2 separate regions of the Homo sapiens genome follow, and region 1 is linked to region 2. A link is a loop called in an ENCODE intact Hi-C map of the cell type or tissue named here. Cell type or tissue: PC-9. All regions are shown on one strand. Each heading gives the region's core, and the rest is flanking DNA. Links, peaks and the distances in the headings are about the cores only.

What was found. Peaks named below come from ENCODE experiments on the same cell type or tissue, not always from the same donor. Only the 100,000 strongest peaks of a DNase experiment are listed, where the experiment ranks them.
Region 1: it touches region 2 in a loop (11-fold over the local background); 2 of 110 quality-filtered maps call a loop at or near these places.

What each region holds. Positions count from the first base shown.
Region 1 is chr4:128,352,735-128,357,143 of GRCh38, forward strand. No RefSeq gene overlaps it. Among named protein-coding and RNA genes, the nearest start is that of PGRMC2, 67 kb to the left of the region's middle. In PC-9, for the core only: no CTCF peak of the experiment used is centred there; DNase peaks (open chromatin) are centred at 1,317 and 1,837; H3K4me3 peaks cover 455 bases; H3K27ac peaks cover 2,987 bases.
Region 2 is chr4:128,425,442-128,429,850 of GRCh38, forward strand. It overlaps LINC02615 (long intergenic non-protein coding RNA 2615), which reads left to right and starts at 2,575. Exons shown (of 9, transcript NR_125882.1): 1 at 2,575-2,857. In PC-9, for the core only: CTCF peaks have their summits at 2,509 and 2,716; a DNase peak (open chromatin) is centred at 2,620.

The DNA of each region.
Region 1 (4,409 bases), core at 262-4,261, 73 kb before region 2:
CCAAAGTTATTGGAAGTATCAGCCAATGAGCTGGAGACACAGCAAGGCTTAGTAGATAGATCTTTCAAGTCAGGCAGAACCCAATAAAATTATTAAATATGTATATATGTCTCTGTCACTGTCCCTTTTCCATCTCTTCCTTTCTGGTCCTGTCCTGAAGAAGAGACTCCTACATACTACTTGTATCTATTGTTGCTACTAATTCTTGTTAACTGATGTGCTGACAAATAAGAACCAAACATAGAATTATTTTGGGAAGGTGGTGGATATTATAAAGCCCACCCATTTCTGCACTTCCCTACATTTCTCAGACTCCTGTGCAGTTAGGTTGGCCATGTGACTGATTTCTGGCTAATGGAATGTGGGTGGAAATGGTGTTCTCTACTTGTAAGCTTCTTGATCTTCCATGCTCTGAATCTGAAATATCCTGCATATCTACCATGCTCTCCTTATCTCATTCCTGGTCCTCTAAAATGGCTCCAGACATCTGCATCAGACTTTGCATGAGCAAGAAATACTTTTATCATGTTAGTCTGCTGAGATTCCAGCTTATTCTGTAACATAGCATTGCTGACTCTGATCAATGCATAGGGGTATTCTCAATTTTATGGGTGACTACTAACGGTATTTAAGTTAAAAATGGATGAAACTAGGCTGGGTGTGGTGGCTCATGCCTGTAATCCCAGCACTTTGGGAGGCCGAGGTGGGTGGATCACAAGGTCAGGAGTTCAAGACCAGCCTGGCCAATATGGCGAAACCCCGTCTGTACTAAAAAATACAAAAATTAGCCAGGCGTAGTGGTGAGCACCTGTAGTCCAAGCTACTTGGGAGGCTGAGGCAGGAGAATCGCTTGATCTCGGGAGGCGGAGGTTGCAGTGAGCCAAGATCGTGCCATTGCACTCCAGCCTGGGCAACAGAGTGAGACTCTGTCTCAAAAAAAAAAAAAAAAAAGGGTGAAACTAATGATGGAATGATACGCATTGAGGTGACTCTTTAGGGATAAAGGAGAACTCTTCTGGTACAGACTTAAGTTACATCATAAAGATACCCTCCTTGAGCCCTAAGGCTGTTTCTTGACATCAGAACTTATCTTTTATGTGCCTGGTCCTGCTCCCATCATGTTTTCAGTTTTTTTCTTTTTTTTCTTACTTACAGAGTGGGGTGATTAATACCCATGTGATGGAATTATTGTGGAGATTAAAAGAGGTGCCATATGTAAAATGTCTAGACCAGCGCCTAGCACATAGCAGGCGCCAGAGCCATCCTGGGAGAGCATCAGAAATGCGATCCCATAATTAACTTTGTAAACTTCTGATGTGATTCACAGATGGGTGTTATTTACATTAGTGACATCTAGTAGTTTTAAAGTTCTTACTTAAAATTTGAACTCTCTAAATTTCAGTGTCATAGGGCTCTGACTACTCTGCCCAAGTTGCTGCACTGATAAGTGTCCAATAAATGTTAGGTATCTATTGTTGTTTTCCTATTGTTCTTCAAAAGGAGGTGAAAGTAACATTGCCATTGTGGGGATTGTTTGTTCTACAGGCTTGGGCTGGGAAGGCCGGATCTCCATGGCCAGGCTGTTAGCTGGGCAGTGGTGTGCAACTGATTGGACTGGTGCCAGTCTGACTGACTCGTTTTAAAGGTCAGAACAACTAGACTGAACCATGGGCATAATAACTATATGTTCTAATCATGCTTATCCTCAAATTGTTTCTTTCTGTAAACAAAAGCAGGAAGAGCATCACATGGGGGTGGAATGGTGCATTTCGAAAGACCTGAGATCAGACCTCCATAGTTCCCAGCTTTGCTGCTGTGTGACAGTGCAGACTTATTTAACCTCTGTGGCTTCATTTCCTCACCTTTGAAATGAGAGCATTAGACTAGAGGATCTTAAGGGTCCTTTCTCTAACCTACCAGAACCTAAACATAGTTGAAGTTCCACATGACTCAGCCTCTGTGAAAGAATGAATTCAAAGGAATGGTCTGGTATCTAAATGGTAATTAGGATTCTTCAAATATTTTTGCAGTCTCTCAGTAAACTGCCAAAGTGGAGTGTGCATTTTTTTTTTTTGGAACGGAGTATTCTTTTTTAAAAAACAGCTTTATTGAGGCGTCATTTACATACCATACAATTCATCCATTTAAAGTATACAATTCGATGTTAGTGTGGGGTATGCATTCTTACTATAGAAAAAGCATCTTAAAATCTACTTTACTGTTATCTTCATTTTCTTCCATATGGATATCAGGTGATCCCCAAAGCTCTTAATCTCCAACTATTATCTCACAAACCCCAAACTCCCTGGCACCTATTCCACATGATTTTCTGGTCTCTCTCCCTCCTTCCTCTTGCTGCCTCTCTCAGCTCTTTAATATATACACAAACGGGGATTTCTCCACTCTTCTGTTTTCCCTCTATTTGCTCATTATTTAGATTCTGAGCAACAAATGAGAGTCCAAGAGCAACCTGAGCAGGTGAGACATTTTCCCTATTAGACATGAAAAAGAGGCATGGATGTGAAGTCCCACACCTAAATATTCTTTTAAATTTCTATTGCCCTATGGGCACACCGTGACTTACTCTTCCACTTGTTCTTCCTCTGGGCAGTTCCAGTCAGCTTTGCCATTGTGCATAACAGGAAGTGGAGTGCTCTTGCAAGGAAGGCCTAGAGTTTCAGGAGACAAACCATTGAGTTAATTTCTAACAGATTAACACAGATTCCACTTGTCTCGTTCATGCTATAAAACTGCAAGCCTACAGTTGCCTTTGTTTTCACTTCTACCTAAGATGAGCAGGGCTCTGATGCTATCTCTGGGATGGCATGGGTGTGTCTGTGCAAGGGCAGGCCTTCCTTGTCTGCCAGAGCAGGCCCCTGCCTGATAAGGCCACGCCAGGCCTCTCAGCTCCCTAGGGAGTCATCCCATGCATTGTGAAAATTTTACCATGACCCAGTTTGTTCCGTGTGTTGTTTTATTGAATTTCATACTGATGAACGTCAATTATTATTAAGTACCTGCTGTGTTCCAAATATGCCCTAAGCATTTTGTGTAATACAAGGGGGTCCTCAGCATCATGTAGTTTTAAAATGGAGATGTATAATGATAATTGACATTATCATATTAGAACTAAATAGAAGCTTATCTTTTAGGGCAAATTTGAATTCTTTTTTAAAAAAATTGCAAGTGTCTTTGTAATTGATTAATAAACAATACATTGTTTATTGTAAATTTTTTTGTAATACAGAGATGCATGAAGAAGAAAGTATAAAGGATGAGAAATTCTGCTTCCTAGAAATAACTACTGTTAGAGTTTTGATGAACATTCTTTGAGACATCTTGCTATACATACACACACATATATATTATACATACATAATTTTACATAAATGGATTTATAATATGCTTACTATTTGTAACCTGCTTTTTTTTTTCCACTCAGCAGTATGTCAGGAACTGGTTTCCCTATCAATAAATGTAGACCCACCTAATTATATCCAAATGTAGCAGAATGTTCAATTGTATCACCATAAGTTATTCAACTAATCCCTTATTAATGGAATTTAAATAATTTCTAATTCCTTAAAATATTATAAGCAATCATTGCACCTGTCTGCAGTTATACTCTTAGCACGCATTCCCTGGACGTGGATTTGCTGGGTCAAAGGATATGAGCATTGAAACTTTTGAGACGTAATGCCACACTTGGCTCAAACACCAACCCCCTTGATTCAGATGCTGTTGATGACCCACTCATATCTTCTTGGTCCACTCCGGAGGTCTCTCAGATGGAACAAGTTTATAGCCTGTTGAGTGTCTCCACCAGGAATATTTGCTAGCTGTGGAGCCCGTTCACAGGCAGGGAAGCATGAAGTGCTGGAAGTGCACTGGGAGTTAATGTGACCCCTAACTACAAAATGATGGGAACTGGTGGATAAATGCTCCAGTTTCCTTTCCCCGAGGTGGGACTATTCTAATGTGTGTTGTACACAGTCCCTAGGAGAATTTAGTCTAGTTGCCTGTAGTAGTATCCTGCTCATTTAACTCACAAGTTATTTGCTTTCCTCCCTTACTACCTGACTGCCCCACTCCTTTACTGGGCTTCGTGGGACTTCTACTCAAATCCTAGTCTCAGGGTCTGCTTTTGCAGGAGCCCAAATGAAGACATCCTTCATATTACAGGTGAAAGTTGTGGTAGGTACAATAATGGCCCCTTAAAGATATCCATATCTTAGATCGCTGGAACTTGTGAAAACATTACCTTACTTGGAAAAAGGGACTTTCGAAATGTAATCACATATGTAATCACATCTTAAGAACCTTGAGATAGGAAAGTTATCCTGTATTATCTGGGTGGCCCTGGTATGATCACAAGGGTCCTTAAAAGTGGAGAAGAGAGGCAGAAGAAG
Region 2 (4,409 bases), core at 285-4,284:
AATATGCTGAGAGTAGAGGAAGGAGAAGAAGGAAAGAAAACCACGTAGGCTGGGAATGGAGAAGGAGATTTTCTGGGAATCACAGAGACTGATAGAGACATGGAAACACCAGAGAGAAGTGGCTGAGAGGAAACAGGAAAATAAAGCATTGTGTAGATCATGTATTTGTATCCCTTTTATTGCCTTTAAAAAGTAGCAAGTAAATAATAGGATTGATTATTGAGTAATCTGGGTTGTTGAATAGTGTGTCCTGAAGAGAACATTCATCAATAATTGAATGTGAGTTTATAGGATTTGGGGAACACATTTGTTATATAGTCAGAGAACCCCCCAAAGAAGGCCTGTTTCTCCTGGAGAGCTTGCCACTTTATAGTTAATAAAGGTAAGAAGAAGCTTCTTTTTCAAACATTTTCAGGATTTAACCATTCACAGCTTCTCCTGATCTCCATTCGGAAGGACCCATAGAGTCCAGCCCTTGTGTGGGCGATAATGAGAATGTGCTTACATGGAGCTGGATGAAAGAGGCAGAAATCAGTATCACTAGTTTAAAGGTTTATGAGGCTTAGTTAATTAAAGCTTTTAATTTGCACGGGAACCCAAAGAAGCTAATCTTTGTCAGATCCAAACAGTAAGATGACTAGCCATTCTGGTTTTCCCATAATGATGAGGTTTCCTGAGATGGAGAACTTCCAGTGCTAAAACCAGGACATTCCTAGGCGAACTGAGATCAACTTAGCATTCCTCTTCCTCACAGACTCAAGTTTTCTTCCATTTAAAATGCTGTTACAGACTGAATGCTTCTTTCTAACATGTTCCCTGTGCATCAGATCTCTGCTAAATAATGGAGTCCTAGAACTGGAAGGGATGCTTAGATGTCATGAGGTCATCCACTGCCTTCCAGTAGGTTTCATTCAGCTGGGCTGTTTAGATCATCTGCTCCTAAAAAACGATGTGCTGGGAAACAGAGTCCACAGATAGTGTAGAGTCTGATACTTAGTCTGTAATTTTATAATCCTTACTATTTGCTATTTGAATATCTTTCATATTATGTGGTTTCTTTTTTTCTTACACGTTATTATAGGATTGAGAGGTGTGGCTGCCAGTTTCTGCAGAGGAATTATGGAGGTTGAGTTTAGAAGTTCATGGTTCTAGCAATAGCCATGGTTTGGGGGGAAATTACTGCTTTGTTTTGGCAAATGTAAATATAAGTTTTCAGGAAATATGTGCCTAAATTAAGAGTGCAGTGTTTAGACGGTTCCCCCAAACTGCTGTTAAAACTATAAGGAGATTGGCTTGTCTCATTGATAAGGAAGAAAGTTGCTAATATTTTATTTCCTGCTTGTTTTATTAATTCTTTATATTTGATATTCTCTTATATCCTACTCAAATATGTGTATAGATCTCAATAATTCTAAAAGTTCAGGGAATGGAATTCATTTTTTTTGGTAAATATATTGCCGTTTTCTATCTCATTAGGGTAGACAATTTGTCTATCTCAATTGGCCAAACTGCTATTGGGTCGCAGTCGCCTTAGCTTGTGTAAACTATAAAGAACTGGTTCAGATACTCTATATGGAACTCTGTCAAATTCTGGTTCCCAAACCTTGGCTCAGTTTAAGACTTCAAGATACACACATAAATGTAAATAAATAAATTAAAAGTATATATATATATTTATTGTTGTTGTTGTTATTGTTAGATAGATTGTTTTGTCCCAAAGGTATAACCAGTACGTGGTCACTATAGTAAATACATAAATTACAGAAAAATAATAGGAAGAAGAAGAAAATTACTCTGATTCCACCTAAAGATAGTGATTGATTTGGGGGTATTTCTTTTTGCTCTTTATTTCTATGTAGTGTTGTTTGTTTCACATATTATAATATTGCATCCTACCCTTTTCACTTATAATTATAACACAAGCATTTTTCCATTTAATCATGAACTCTTTTTAAATAACATGTGTAATGGTTGCACAACATTCCATGGCATGCTGTAGCATTTCAGTAGAACATAGCTCGGTGGAGGAGACAACAGTATACACATAGAGTAAGCTTAGATTATGTTCTCAAATTAGTTAGGCAAGAATGTAAAATCTGATGGGCAGCAAGGTGTCCTCAGAGGATGGGAGCAGATGCAGGATAAATCAGCATGGCTTCTCTTACTCTGTGCTGATCCTCATGAGGCACGTGGCTGCAGCTGATATCCTTCATAGCGGGTCTCTGGATCTGGAAAGCTCCACAATCCTTTCACCACCCTTTTATATGCTTCTTGGAAGAATTTACACCAACAAACTATGCATTTTTGTTGAAGATAATTATTACAACATTGAACTTTTCTGGAACCAAACTCAGCAAAGAATAGGTGATGTTCTCGTCTTGAAGGACATATAGGGTATCAATTTATTGCCTCACAGCTACAAATTCACTCTTCATTGCATGCTCTGAGAAAATGGATATGGGCCCTTTAAATATTTTTCTTTGCCAGATGGCACCATGTTAATCTTTGTCGGTAGAGGGTGCATGAGAGACATGATAGGAGGAACGGGCTTTGCTTCCTGGTCTGACCATTTTTATATGCAAGCTCCTGGAATGCCTGTGGTTTCTCCAGCACCTGGGTCCTGCTGGCAACCAGCAGCACCCAGTGGCCAGCAGCGTACTCTTTCACCTCTTCTTGGGTGACTTTGTGGAATGCTCCAATGTGACATCTCCCTGTGAACGCCTTTCCTGACACCCTAAAAAGTGTCAGGAATTTCCAGCAAGTTCCAGAGAGCAGGTTTCCAGCAAGTTTGGTCAGTATGACACCACAGCGATATCTCTGCCATTCACTGAACTTGGATTCTTCCTTCTTCAGTGAGGTATGGATTTCAACCCTGGATTGGGAAGTGGCTGGGGACCCTTCCCTGGGCACTGTATCCCAGCCCTGGGGACAGTGGCTGCTTCATATTCCCGTATCCATTAGCATTCTCTTCTTTTTTTTTTTTTCCTTTCCAACTTTTATTTTAGGTTCAGGGGTACATGCGCAGGTTTGTTACATGGGTAAACTATATGTGATGGGGGTTTGGTGTACAGATTATTTCATCACCCAGATAATAAGCATAGTACTTGACAAGTAGTTTTTCAATCCTCACCCTCCTCTCACCCTCCACCCTCAAGTAGGCCCAGGTATTTAGTTTCCTTCTTTCTGTCCATGTGTACTCAATGTTTAGCTTCCACTTATAAGTGAGAACGTGAAGTATTTATTTTCTGTTCTTGCATTAAATTGCTTAGGATACTGGCCTCTAGCTCTATTCATGTTGCTGAAAAGGACAAGATTTCACTGTTTTTTATGGCTGCGTAGTATTCTGTGGTATATAATATGTACCACATGCTCATTATCCAGTCCACCATTGATAGGCATCTAAGTGGATTCCATGTCTTTGCTATTGTGAATAGTGCTGTGATCAACATATGCATGCATGTCTTTATGGGAAAATTATTTATGTTCCTTTGTGTATATACCCAGTAATGGGATTGCTGGCAGTTCTGTCTTAAATTCTCTGAGAAATCTCCAGACTGCTTTCCACAGTGGCTGAACTAATTTACGTTCCCAACAGCAGTGTGTATGCATTCCCTTTGCTCCACAACCTCACCAGCATCTGTTATTTTTTGACTTTCTAATAATAGCCATTCTGACTGGTGTGAGATGGTATCTCATTGTGGTTTTGATTTGCATTTCTGTAATGATTAGTGATATTGAGCTTTTTTTCATAGGCTTGTTGGCTGCATGTATGTCTTCTTTGGAGAAATGTCTGTTCACGTCATTTGCCCATTTTTTAATGGGGTTGTTTGTTTTTTGCTTGTTAATTTATTTAAGTTCCTTATAGATTCTGGATAGTAGACCTTTGGTGTATGGTTTGCAAATATTTTCTCCCATTCTGTAGGTTGTCTGTTTACTCTGTTGATAATTCCCTTTTTTGTGCAGAAGCTCTTTAGTTTAATTAGATCCCACTTGTCAATATTTGTTTTTGTTGCAATTGCTTTTGAAGTCTTTGTCATGAAATTTTTGCCAGGGCCTATGTCCAGAGGGTACTTGCTAGGTTTTCTTCTAGGGTTTTCATAGTTTTAGGTTTTACATTTAAGTATGTAATCCATCTTAATTTGTGTATATGGTGTAAGGAAGGGGTCCAGTTTCCATTTTCTACATATGGCCAGCCAGTTATCCTAGCACCATTTATAAAATAGGGCATCCTTTCCCCATTGCTTGTTTTCATTGACTTTGTTGATTATCAGTTGTAGGTTTCTGGCTTTATTTCGGAGTTCTCTAACCTGTTCCATTGGTCTATGTGTCTGTTTTTGTATCAGTATCATACTGTTTTGGTTACTGTGGCCTTGTAGTAAAATTTGAAGTTAGGTAGTGTGATACCTCCA